Regions from separate parts of the Homo sapiens genome. Here region 2 is linked to region 1. A link is an interaction called in ENCODE POLR2A ChIA-PET data of the cell type or tissue named here. Cell type or tissue: Panc1. All regions are shown on one strand. Each heading gives the region's core, and the rest is flanking DNA. Links, peaks and the distances in the headings are about the cores only.

What was found. Peaks named below come from ENCODE experiments on the same cell type or tissue, not always from the same donor. Only the 100,000 strongest peaks of a DNase experiment are listed, where the experiment ranks them.
Region 2: POLR2A ChIA-PET joins it to region 1 with 7 read pairs; 3 of 35 experiments call an interaction of 5 or more read pairs at or near these places.

Annotation. Positions count from the first base shown.
Region 1 is chr19:40,752,114-40,760,389 of GRCh38, forward strand. It overlaps SNRPA (small nuclear ribonucleoprotein polypeptide A), which reads left to right. Exons shown (of 6, transcript NM_004596.5): 2 at 5,219-5,391; 3 at 7,318-7,497. Among named protein-coding and RNA genes, the nearest start is that of SNRPA, 5.0 kb to the left of the region's middle. RefSeq lists enhancers at 1-324, 2,957-3,096. In Panc1, for the core only: no CTCF peak of the experiment used is centred there; no DNase peak of the experiment used is centred there; H3K4me3 peaks cover 797 bases; H3K27ac peaks cover 374 bases.
Region 2 is chr19:41,072,859-41,076,858 of GRCh38, forward strand. No RefSeq gene overlaps it. Among named protein-coding and RNA genes, the nearest start is that of CYP2A13, 14 kb to the right of the region's middle. In Panc1, for the core only: no CTCF peak of the experiment used is centred there; no DNase peak of the experiment used is centred there.

The DNA of each region.
Region 1 (8,276 bases), core at 1,268-5,267:
GATCACCTGAGGTCGGGAGTTCGAGACCAGCCTGACCGACATGGAGAAACCCTTTCTCTACTGAAAATACAAAATTAGCCGGGCATGGTGGCGCATGCCTATAATCCCAGCTACTCGGGAGGCTGAGGCAGGAGAATTGCTTGAACCCAGGAGACGGAGGTTGCAGTGAGCCGAGATTGCGCCATTGAACTACAGCCTGGGCAACAAGAGCGAAACTCCGTCTCAAAAAAAAAAGAAAGAAAAGAAAAAGAAACTGAGACAGGGGTGATGTGACTTGCCCAGGGTCACATAGCAAGTAAAGTGGTTGAGGCCACCCGTATAGAATTCTGCTTAGGAACCCAATTTTTGGCCGGGCGTGGTGGTTCAGGCCTGTAAGCCCAACACTTTGGGAGGCTGAGGCAGGAGGATCACTGAAACACAGGAGTTCAAGATCAGCCTAGGCGACAAAGCCAGACCTTTTCTCTACAAAAAAAAAAAAAAAAAAAAAAAAGGCTGGGCGTGGGTGGGGTGCGTCTGTGGTCCCAGCTACTTGGGAGGCTGAAGTGGGAGGATCGCTTGAGCTAGAGAGGTTGAGGCTGCAGTGAGCTATGATTGCACCACTGCACTGCTGCCTGGGCTGAGCAAGAACCTATCTGAAAAAAGGAAAAAAAAAAAGAACTCAATTATTGAAATCGGAAAGACTCTCTCACATTCTCAAGTAAATTATCACCTTTATTGAACCTCATTTTCCAGATCTAAAAACTGAGCAAAATCATAATACCTTTTTTGCATGGATGTTGGGGGAGATTAAATTAGCTAAACCTTGCAGTATTTCTTTTTTATGGTAACTGGCAGCTAGTAAAGGGCTGGATAAATGTTAGCTCTTATCACTTCAAGAAAATTATCGGGAGAACCGAAGGAGCTTGTTGGGATTCAGTTTGAGGTTACCAGTGAAGTTGCTGTTGAAGAAAGCAAAACCAGCAGCCGGGCACTGGCTCACGCCTGTAATCTCAGCACTTTGGGAGGCTGAGGTGGGCAGATCATTTGAGGTCAGGAGTTCAAGACCAGTCTGGCCAAGATGGTGAAACCCCGTCTCTACTGAAAATACAAAAATCAGCTGGATGTGGCGGTGCGCACCTACAGTCCCAGCTACTCGGGAGGCTGAGCAGGAGAATCACTTGAACCCTGGGAAGCAGAGGTCGCAGTGAGCTGAGACCGCACCACTGTACTCCAGCCTGGGTGATAGAGACTGTCTCAAAAAAAAAAAATCAGGAGTGTAAATTTTGCATATGTTTTTTTTTTTTTTTTTTTTTTTTTTTTTTGAGGCAGAGTTTCACTCTGTCACCCAGGCTGGAGTGCAGTGGCACGATCTTGGCTCACTACAACCTCTGCCTCCCAGGTTCAAGCGATTCTCCTGCCTCAGCCTCCCGAGTAGCTGGAATTACAGGCACCCGCCACCACGCCTGGCTAATTTTTATATTTTTAGTAGAGACGGGGTTTCACCATGTTGGCCAGGCTTTTCTCGAACTCCTGACCTTAGGTGATCCGCCCACCTCGGCCTCCCAAAGTGCTGGGATTACAGGTGTGAGCCACCACACCCGGCCTGCATATGTTTTTAGAGTGTGGTGCCCAACCATTATCGGGCAGTGCTGGGGACACATTGGTGACATAGAACCCTGGTTTTTTGTTTTTAAATCTTATTTTATTTATTTATTTATTTTTGAGACGGAGTCTTCCTCTGTCGCCCAGGCTGGAGTGCAGTGGCACCATCTCTGCTCACTGCAAGCTCTGCCTTGCCTCCTGGGTTCACGCCATTCTCCTGCCTCAGCCTCCCGAGTAGCTGGGACTACAGGCGCCCACCAGCACACCCGGCTAATTTTTTGTATATTTAGTAGAGAAGGGGTTTAACCATGTTAGCCAGGATGGTGTTGATTTCCTGACCTCGTGATCTGCCCACCTTGGCCTCCAAAAGTGCTGGGATTACAGGCGTCAGCCCCAGCGCCCGGCGTTTTTTTTTTTTTTTTGAGATGAGACGGAGTGTCGCTCTGTTGCCCAGGCTGGAATGCAGTGGTGCGATCTCAGCTCACTGCAACCTCCGCCTCCCGAATTCAAGTGATTCTCTGCCTCAGCCTCCTGAGTAGCTGGGATTCCAAGCACCTGCTACCACGCTTGGCTAATTTTTGTATTTTTAGTAGAGACGGGGTTTCACCATCTTGGCTATGCTGGTCTCGAACTCCTGAACTGTGATCCACCCGCCTCGGCCTCCCAAAGTGCTGGGATTACAGGTGTGAACCACCGCACCCGGCCAGAACCCTGGTTCTTTAGGACAGTGACAGCCCAGAGTAGTCAGGGCCATCAGGCAGGAAGCTTAGGCAGAGTGTTGAGGGCTGGGATTGGGAACTTAGAAAGACAGAGAGATCCATTCAGCTTCCAGGAAAAGGAGACATTTTGGAGAGCCTGCCAGGTACAGTAAGCAGTATTTATGTTACACTGAGGGAGAAGAGCATTCTTAACTTGGTCCAGCTTGTTCAGATGTTTAGGGTCAAAAGAGCCTGGCGTATTCTGAGTATTACAAGTAGTTTTGAGGCTTGTAAATCATGGGGAAACTTCCAGTGAGCTGTGCACTGGTGGCTCATGGCTGTGAGGTGTTGGACTTTGCCCTGAGGGTGTTGGGGAGCCAGACTGCTTCCCTGTCCTGGCTGCCTCCCTGGTGGAATATCCTCCCAGCTGTGGAGGGTAAATGCGAATGGGCGAGGGGAGGCTGGAGAGTAGAGAGAGGCCCAGAGTCCCGTGGAATGAGTGAAGTCTGAGCAAGATTCATGGGGATGGAGTACGGAGAGGAAAACCAGAAATGTCACCACCAGGAGAATTTTTGACTAATTGCTTAAAAACAACCTTGACTGCTGTCCCTGCCCCCACCCAGCCTACACATTTTCTTGCTTCTTTCCTAGCCTGGTATCTATTTTACAAGTGGCTTCTGCTTCAGCTTAGCTTTTTTTTTTGAGATGGAGTTTCGATTTGTCACCCAGGCTGGAGTGCAGTGGCGCAATCTCTGCTCACTGTAACTTTTGCCTCTCTGGTTCAAGCTATTCTCATGCCTCAGCCTCCCCAGTAGCTGGGATTACAAGCGCCCTCCACCACGCCTAGCTAATTTTTTTTCTTTTCTTTTTTTTTTTTTTTTTTTTTTTTGGCATTTTTAGTCAAGACGGGGTTTCACCGTCTTGGCCAGGCTGGTCTTGAACTCCTGACCTCACGTGATCTGCCTCAGCCTCCCAAAGTGCTGGAATTATAGGCATGAGCCACCATGCCTGGCCAGTTTTTATGAAGGTTGGAGTCCAGTGGTGAGGTCATGGCTCACTGCAACCTCTGCCTCCCAGGCTAGAGTGATCCTCCCACTTCAGCCTCCCAAGTAGCTATGACCACAAGGCATGCACCACTATGCCTGGCTAATTTTTGTATCTTTTGTAGAGACAGGGTTTCACCCTATTGCCCAGACTGGTCTTGAACTCTTGAGTGCAAAGGATCTGCCCACCTCGGCCTCCCAGAGTGCTGGGATTACAGGTGTGAGCCACCATGCTTGGCCATCTCAGCCATCTTCTTTGCATAAGACATTGGTGCCCTTTGCAGACCTGGGTGGTGAGAGGGAGTCCATCCTTGTTGAGCTTGAATCTCACTTGCTGTCAAGTGATGCCCTTTGCTGGTGAGATGTGGTGGTACCGGGTTCAGATGGAATACGTGGACTGGGCTCTGCCATACGCTTCCTTATGCCCTCCAGATTGATGCCCTGGGCCAGTGAGGAATCCTCTGAGAACCTGTTTCCAGTAAAATTGGGACAGTCATAGTTGCCACCTAATGGGTTTGTTGTGAGGAAGTGAAGTTACCTCCATAAAGCATTTGATGGGGGTGCGATGACTCATGCCTGTAATCCCAGCACTTTGGGGAAGCCAAGGCAGGAGGATCACTGGAGCCCAGGAGTTCAAGACCAACCTGGCCAACATAGGAGACTGTGTCTACAAAAAATAAAAAATTAGCCGTGCGTCGTGCTGCGTGCCTATGGTCCCAGCTCCTTGGGAGGCTGTGGTGGGAAGATTGCTTGAGCCTGGGAGGTCAGGCCTGTAGTAAGCTACCATCATGCCACTGAACTCCACCCTGAGCAGTAGAAGGAGATTCTGTCTTTAAAAAAAAAAAAAGGCACTTGATGGTATCTAGTCAAATGTTTGCAGCCAGGTGTGGTGGCACACTCCTGTAATCCCAGCACTTTCGGAGGCCAAGGTGGGCTAATTGCTGAAGCTCAGGAGTTCAAGACCAGCCTGGGCAACATAGCAAGACCCTGTCTCTGCACAAAATCCAGAAATTAGCTGGGCATGGTGGCATACACCTGTGGTCCCAGCTACTCCATAGGCTGAAGTGGGAGGACCGCTTGAGTCCGGGAGGTTGAGGCTACGGTGAGCCATGATCATGCCACTGCACTCCAGCCTGGGTGACAAAGTGAGACCTTGTCACCAAAAAAAAAAAAAAAAAATTGTGGTGGAGTCTGTGCTAGGCTTGGCATACTGCAGTAAACAAATGGGACAGGCTTATAGCTCCTCAGGCAAGATAGACAAGTTAACGTACCATGACAGGAGGTGGGAAATAGTCATGAAAGAAAAGGAAGTAGAGTAAGAATGACATGGGAAGAAATTTAGACGTCGTGGTCAGAGGTGGCAACATTTCCTCTGAGACTGGGTGACTAGAAGGAGGCCACCATGTAAACCTCAGGGGAGGGATGTTCCAGGTAAAGAGAGCAGCCAGTTCAAAGGCCCTGGGGCAAAATTGGTGTGTCAGACCTGGGGGCCAGTGTGGTTGGGAACTCAGGAGGGCGGTGGAATGTGGGCAGGGATGAGGTGGGGGAAATCTGCCAGGGCCACGTCATGCAGGCCCATGTCAGGGTGCTGGTGGCAGTGAAAAGAATCACTCATTTATCGAGTGTTTACTACGTGCCGGATGCTGTCCTGAGCACTTTGCATGTATGTGCACATGTTCATTATATAGCAGCTCTCTGTAAGCACATCTTACAGAAGAGTAGAAGAGTGTACTTGGCCACTTGAGTGGTTCCTGGCTGCTTCTGTGATTGTTAGGTCTTGAGAGATTATGGACCCGAGGCATTCTGGGTACCCCATCAATTGGCTGATGGTCTTCTATTTGGGCTGCGCTTCTTCTAAAAAGGGGAGCTCAAAGGTCTTTTTTTCCCCCACTGCAGAGCTAAAAAAGTCCCTGTACGCCATCTTCTCCCAGTTTGGCCAGATCCTGGATATCCTGGTATCACGGAGCCTGAAGATGAGGGGCCAGGCCTTTGTCATCTTCAAGGAGGTCAGCAGCGCCACCAACGCCCTGCGCTCCATGCAGGGTTTCCCTTTCTATGACAAACCTATGGTGAGCATTGCGGGTACGGAGGCTGTGTGGGTGTGTAAAATGTTATAGGAGACTGGGCGGGCCTGGATTAGAGGAGGGGATATTACGGTTCATTTGCCAAGGTGAGGCTGGACCAGGCTCCCACTGCACCTTGCCTCATTTAAAAATCTTTTCTTTGGCCGAGGGCGGTGGCTCACGTCTGTAATCCTGGCACTTTGGGAGGCCGAGGCAGGTGGATTACCTGAGCTCAGGAGTTTGCAGCCAGCCTGGGCAACACCGTGAAACCCTGTCTCTACTAAAATACAAAAATTAGCTCGGTGTGGCAGCATGCACCTGTAGTCCCAGCTACTCCTGTGGCTGAGGAAGGAGAATTGCTTGAACCCGGGAGGCAGAGATTGCAGTGAGCCGAGATCCTGCCACTGCACTCCAGCCTAGGCAACAGAGTGAGACTCTGTCTCAGAAAAAATAAATAAATAAATAAATAAATAAATAAATTATTTTGAGACAGAATCTTCCTCTGTTGCCCAGGCTGGAGTGCAGTGGTGCAATCTTGGCTCACTGCAACCTCCACCTCCCGGGTTCAAGTGATTCTCCTGCCTCAGCCTCCTGAGTAGCTGGGATTACAGGCACGTGCCACCATACCTGGCTGATTTTTTTATTTTTAGTAGAGACGGGGTTTCGCCATGTTGCCCAGGCTGGTCTCAAACTCCTGAGCTCAAGTGATCTGCCTGCCTCAGCCTCCCAAAGTGCTAGGATTACAGGCGTGAGCTACTGTGCCACACTAAGAATCTTTAACATACCTTCCCCTACTGAATAAGCACCATGAAAGAGGGGTTTTTGTCTATTTTGTTCATTGCTTTATTCCCAGAGCCTTGAATGGCGCCTGGCATCTGGCAGGTTCTCCTTAAACAGCTAAGTGAGTGAGATTGAACCTGGAAGACTGAAGTATTCTTGTGTGACAGGAAATCCCCCTGCACTGCACTCCTCTCCTAGCATTGTCTCCTCGGTCCTTTGGCCTGATGTTTATTGCTGTTCCAGCTTCCCTTAAAAATACCAACAGCCTTTCTACTGAACACTTGCTTACTGTGTGTCAGGTACTGTTCCAAGCACTTTAACTCATTTAGTCCTCACAACAGTCCTTTGAAGTGGGAAGTATCATAATCCCCATTTTTCAGACAAGGAAGTTAAGGCCAAGATATTTCTGTGTTTCTCAGTAAGCTCCTGATAAGGTCTGAATTTTTTTTTGTTTGTTTGTTTTTTGTTTTTTGTTTTTTGCTCTGTTGCCTGGGCTGGAGTGCAGTGGTGCCATCTCAGCTGACTGCAACCTTCGCCTCCTGGGTTCAAGCGATTCTTCTGCCTCAGCCTCTTGAGTAGCTGGGACTACAGGTGCGCACCACCATGCCCAGCTAATTTTTGTATTTTTGGTAGAAATGGGGTTTCCTGGCCAGGCGCAGTGGCTCATGCCTGTAATCCCAGCACTTTCGGAGGCCGAGGTGGGTGGATCACCTGAGGTCAGGAGTTCGAGACCAGCCTGGCCAACATGGTGAAACCCTGTCTCTACTAAAAGCACAAAAATTAGCCAGGCGTGGTGGTGGGCGCCTGTAATCCCAGCTAGTAGGGAGGCTGAGGCAGAATTGCTTGAACCCGGGAGGCAGAGGTTGCAGTCAGCTGAGATCTCATCACTGCACTCTAGCCTGGGTGACAGAGCAAGACAATGTCTCAAAAAAAAAAAAAAAAGAAAAGAAACAAAGAAATGGGGTTTTGCCATGTTGGCCAAGCTGGTCTCCACCTCCTGGCCTCAAGTGATCTGCTCGCTTTAGCCTCCCAAAGGGCTGGGATTACAGGCATGAGCCGCAGCACCTGGCCCCTGATAAAGGTCCAATTTTGAATCTTGGCAATTGGGCTCTGAATCCACGCTCTTAACCCGTTCTGCTCTCTGTTTGGTAGCGTATCCAGTATGCCAAGACCGACTCAGATATCATTGCCAAGATGAAAGGCACCTTCGTGGAGCGGGACCGCAAGCGGGAGAAGAGGAAGCCCAAGAGCCAGGAGACCCCGGCCACCAAGAAGGCTGTGCAAGGCGGGGGAGCCACCCCCGTGGTGGGGGCTGTCCAGGGGCCTGTCCCGGTAAGCCAGGTCCCGGAGACCAACCCTCCCACTGCCAGACCTTCCTCAGCCACATGGACTGGCTTTGGGACAGGGTGGGGAGAGTTCTCCCCTTGGGGCTTCAGACCCCTCCTTTCCATTTCTTTATAGAGATGTGTTTCTCTCTCTCTTTTGGGGGGTATTGAGCACCTAGATGATGCTATCTCCTTTCGAAACTCTTGTTCCCTCCTTGTGACTGTTTCTCAAGGTCTTTCTTCATGGCTATGACTTGGTTTCGCTCTCTCCGTGGCCTTGATTTTGTCGCCTGTGTCTTGTAACTCATTGTGCATGTAGAAAATCCAAGTGTCTACTAAGCAACTGTTAGGATTAATAAGTGAACTTAAATTTAGAAAGATCGCTGGATATAAAGGCAATATGGAAAAAAATTAGTTTTATTTATTTATTCATATTATGTTTTGAGACAGGGTCTCACTGTCACCCAGGTTGGAGTGCAGTGGCGCCATCACAGCTCACTACAACCTCCGCCTCCCAGGCTCAAGTGATACGCCTCAGCCTCCCTAGCAGCTGGAACTGTCAGTCCGTGCCACTCCACCCAGCTAACTTTTGCATTTTTTGTAGAGACGGGGCTTAGCCATATCACCCAGGCTAGTCTCAAACTCACTGTCTCAGCCTCCCAAAGTGCTAGGATTACATGCATGAGCCACCATGGCTGGCCCCCAGTTTTATTTTTATATGCCAGTAACAGACCAGTAGACTTCACATTGAAAAGTAGCACTGAGGGGTAAATCCAACAAAAGGTT
Region 2 (4,000 bases), core at 1-4,000, 320 kb after region 1:
ATTTATTCTTTCAAATAACCAATTGCTGGACTCGTTGATCTTTTGTTCATATATTGTGAAAAGTAGTGTGATGATTCCTGAAAGAACTAAAACAAGAACTACCATTCAACCCAGCAATTCCACTACTAGGTATATACTGAAAGGAATATAAATAATTCTACCATAAAGACACATGCACATGTATGTTCACTGCAGCACTATTCACAATAGCAAATACATGGAATCAACCTAAATGCCCAAAATGGTAGACTGGATAAAGAAAATGTGGTACATATACACCATGGAATACTGTGCAGCCATAAAAAAAAGAACAAGATCATGCCCTTTGCAGAACATGGATGAAGCTGGAGGCCATTATCTTTAGCAAACTAATGCAGGAACAGAAAACTAAATACTGCATGTTCCCACTTAGAAGTGGTAGCTGAATGATGAGAACACATGAACACACAGAGGGGAACAGCAGACACTGGGGCCTCCCTGAGGGTGGAGGGTGAGAGGAGGAAGAAGATCAGGAAAAATAACTGGTGGGTACTAGGCTTAATACTTTGGTGATGAAATGATCTGCACAACAAACCCCCATGACATGAGTTTACCTGTATAACAAACCTGCACATGTACCCCTGAACTTAAAATTAAAATAAATAAAATAAAATAACATTTCATAAAATTTTTTAAAACAGAAAACATGTTCATTCCCTGGCAACTCCACCAAAAAAAAAAAAAAAAAGGAAAGAAAACATGGTTATATATACAATGGAATATTATTCAGCCATAAAAAAAAGAATGAAATCCTATCATCTGCAGGAACATGGGTGGACCTGGAGGACATTATATTAAGTAAAATAAGCCAGGCACAGAAAGACAAATATCACACATTCTCACTCATAATGGGAGTTAAAAAACTGATCTCATGAAAGTGGAAAGTAGAATGTTGGTTAGTAGAAGCTGTAATCCCTAGCAAGCTTCAACAGGGGAGCCAATGCTTTCAGTCAGGGGGTGGCACCACGTGTCTTCAAGATGAAATGCCTCTTGGGGACAAACATGCTACTTTCACCAAGTACATAAGCTTTCTGCTTGTCATACTTAGGATTGAACATTGTACATCCTTCAGAAGTACATCCTACTCAGATCTTGGGACAGTATGATCCCCCCATTTTGGGCATTTCCCTCATTTTTGGTTTGCATTGGGTTGCTGCTGGGAGAACCAAATGTCTGGCAGCTTCTTGGTCCCTTAAAAAAAAAAAATGTGCAGCTTCAGCCAGGCACAGTGGCTCATGCCTGTAATCCCATCACTTTGGGAGACCAAGGTGGGCAGATCACCTGAGGTCAGGAGTTTGCCACCAGCCTAGTCAACATGGCAAAATTCCGTCTCTACAAAAATAAAAAAATTAGCCAGGCGTTGTGGCTTGTGCCTTGAGATACAGTGCAGTCTCTTGTCATCCACTGCTTCCTTATTAGAGAGGGTAGAACCAACACTAGCTAACATCACGGGCCATACAGGTTAAGCCCATCTTAACAATTTTTTTTCTTTTTTTTGAGATGGAGTTTTGCTCTTGTTGCCCCAGGCTGGAGTGCAGTGGCCCAATCTCAGCTCACTGCAACCTCCGTGCCCACCCACCATCCCCCCTCCCGCCCCTGAGTTCAAGCGATTCTCCTGCCTCAGCCTTCCTAGTAGCTGGGACTACAATTGTGTGCCACCACACCCGGCTAATTTTTGTATTTTTAGTAGAGATGGGGTTTCACTATATTGGCCAGGCTGGTCTTGAACTCCTGACCTCAAGTGATCTGTAAGCCTCAGCCTCCCAAAGTGCTGGGCGTACAGGTGTGAGCCACTGCACCCAGTCACAGATGCAGATTTCTTACATGCATGTATTGCATCATGGCGAAGTCTAGGCTATTAGCGTCCCCAGCACCCAAATAGTAAACACTGTACCTAATAGGTAACTTTTCAAGCCTCACCCCCTCCTGCCCACCCACCTTTCGAAGTCTACAATGTCTCTTGTTCCACTCTGTATGTCCAAGGGTATCCATTGTTTAGCTTCCATTTATAATTGAGAACATGTGTTATTTGACTTTCTGGTTTGACCTCTTTCACTTAGGGTAATGGTCTCCAGTTCCATCCATGTTGCTACAAAAGACATGATTTCATTCTTTTTTATGGCTGAGTAGTATTCTATGTTATACATATGCCACATTTTCTTTATCCAAACCTCCGTTGATGGGCTTAGACTGATTCCATAGCTTTGCTATTATGAATACTGCTACAATAAACATACAAGTGTAGGTGTCCTTTTTATAAAATGATTTCTTTCTTTTTTTTTTTTCTTTTTTTGAGGTGCAGTCTCACTCTGTCGCCCAAGCTGGAGTGTGCAGTGGCACGATCTCGGCTCACTGCAACCTCTGCCTCCCTGGTTCAAGCGATTCTCCTGCCTCAGCCTCCCGAGTAGCTGGGACTACAGGCGTGTGCCACCATGCCAGGCTAATTTTTTGTATTTTTAGTAGAGACAGGGTTTCACCATGTTGGCCAGGCTGTTCTCGAACTCCTGACCTCAGGCGATCTTCACTTCTCGACATCCCAAAGTGCTGGGATTACAAGGCATTAGCCATCACCTTGTAATCCTTGCCTAAAATGATTTCTTTCTTTTGCTGTGAAGAAACTCTTTTAGTTTAAGTCCCATTTGTCTATTTTTTGTTTTATTGCATTTGTTTTTGAGGACTTCATCATAAATTCTTTGCCTAGGCCTGTGTCCAAAAGAATTTTTCCTAGGTTTTCTTCTAAAATTTTTATAGTTTCAGGTCTTAGATTTAGGTCTTTAATCCATCTTGAGTTCATCTTTGTATATGGTGAGAAATACCAGTCCAGTTTCATTCTTCAGCAAATGATTATCCAATCTTCCCAGAAATATTTATTGAATAGGATGTCCTTTCCCCAGTGTATATTTTTGCTGACTTTGTCAAAGATTAGTTGGTTGTAGGTAGGTGGCTTTATTTTGGGTTTTCTATTCTGTTCCATTGATATATGTGTCTATTTTTATACCAGTACAATGCTGTTTTGGTTACTATAGGCTTGAAGTATAATTTGAAGTCAGGTAATGTAATGCCTCCAGCTTTGTTCTTTTTGCTTGGAATTGCTTAAACTATTTGGGCTCTTTTCTGATTCTATATGAATTTTAGGATTGTTTTTTCTAATTCTGTGAAAAACGACGGTGTTTTGATAGAGATTGCATTCAATCTATAGATTGCTTTGGACTGTATGTTCATGTTAATGATGCTGATTCCTCAAATCCATGAGCATGGGATATTTTTCCATTTGTTTATGTCATCTACAATTTCTTTCATTGGTGTTTTGTAGGTCTTCTTATAGAGATCTTTCACCTCCCTGGTTAAATATATTCTTATGTATTTTATTTTCTTTGTAGCTATTGCAAATGTATTGCCTCCTTGATTTGGTCCTTGGCTAGATCGTTACCGGTATGTGGAAATGCAACTGATTTTTGTACATTAATTTTGTATCCTAAAACTTTACTGAATTCATTTCTCAAATCTAAGAGTTGTTTTTAGAGTCCTTAGGGTTTTCTAGGCATAAGATCATATCATCAGCAAACAGGGATAATTTGACTTCCTCTTTTCTAATTTGGATGCCCTCCATTTGTGTCTCTTGCCTGACTGCTCTGGCTAGGACTTCCAGTACTCTGTTGAATAAGAGTGGTGAAAGTGGCATTCTTGTCTTCTTCTAGTTCTTAAAGAGAATGCTTTCATCTTTTCACCGTTAAATGTTATGTTTGCTGTGGGCTTGTCATATGTAGCCTTTATTATGTTGAGGTATGTTGCTTCTAGGCCTGGTTTGTTGAGGATTTTTATCATGAAGAAATGCTGATTTTTATTGAATACTTTTTCTGCACCTATTGAGATAATCATATGGCTTTTGTCCTTCATTTTGTTGATGGAATGTATCACGTTATGGATTTGCATATGTTGAACCATTCTTGGATCCCCAGGT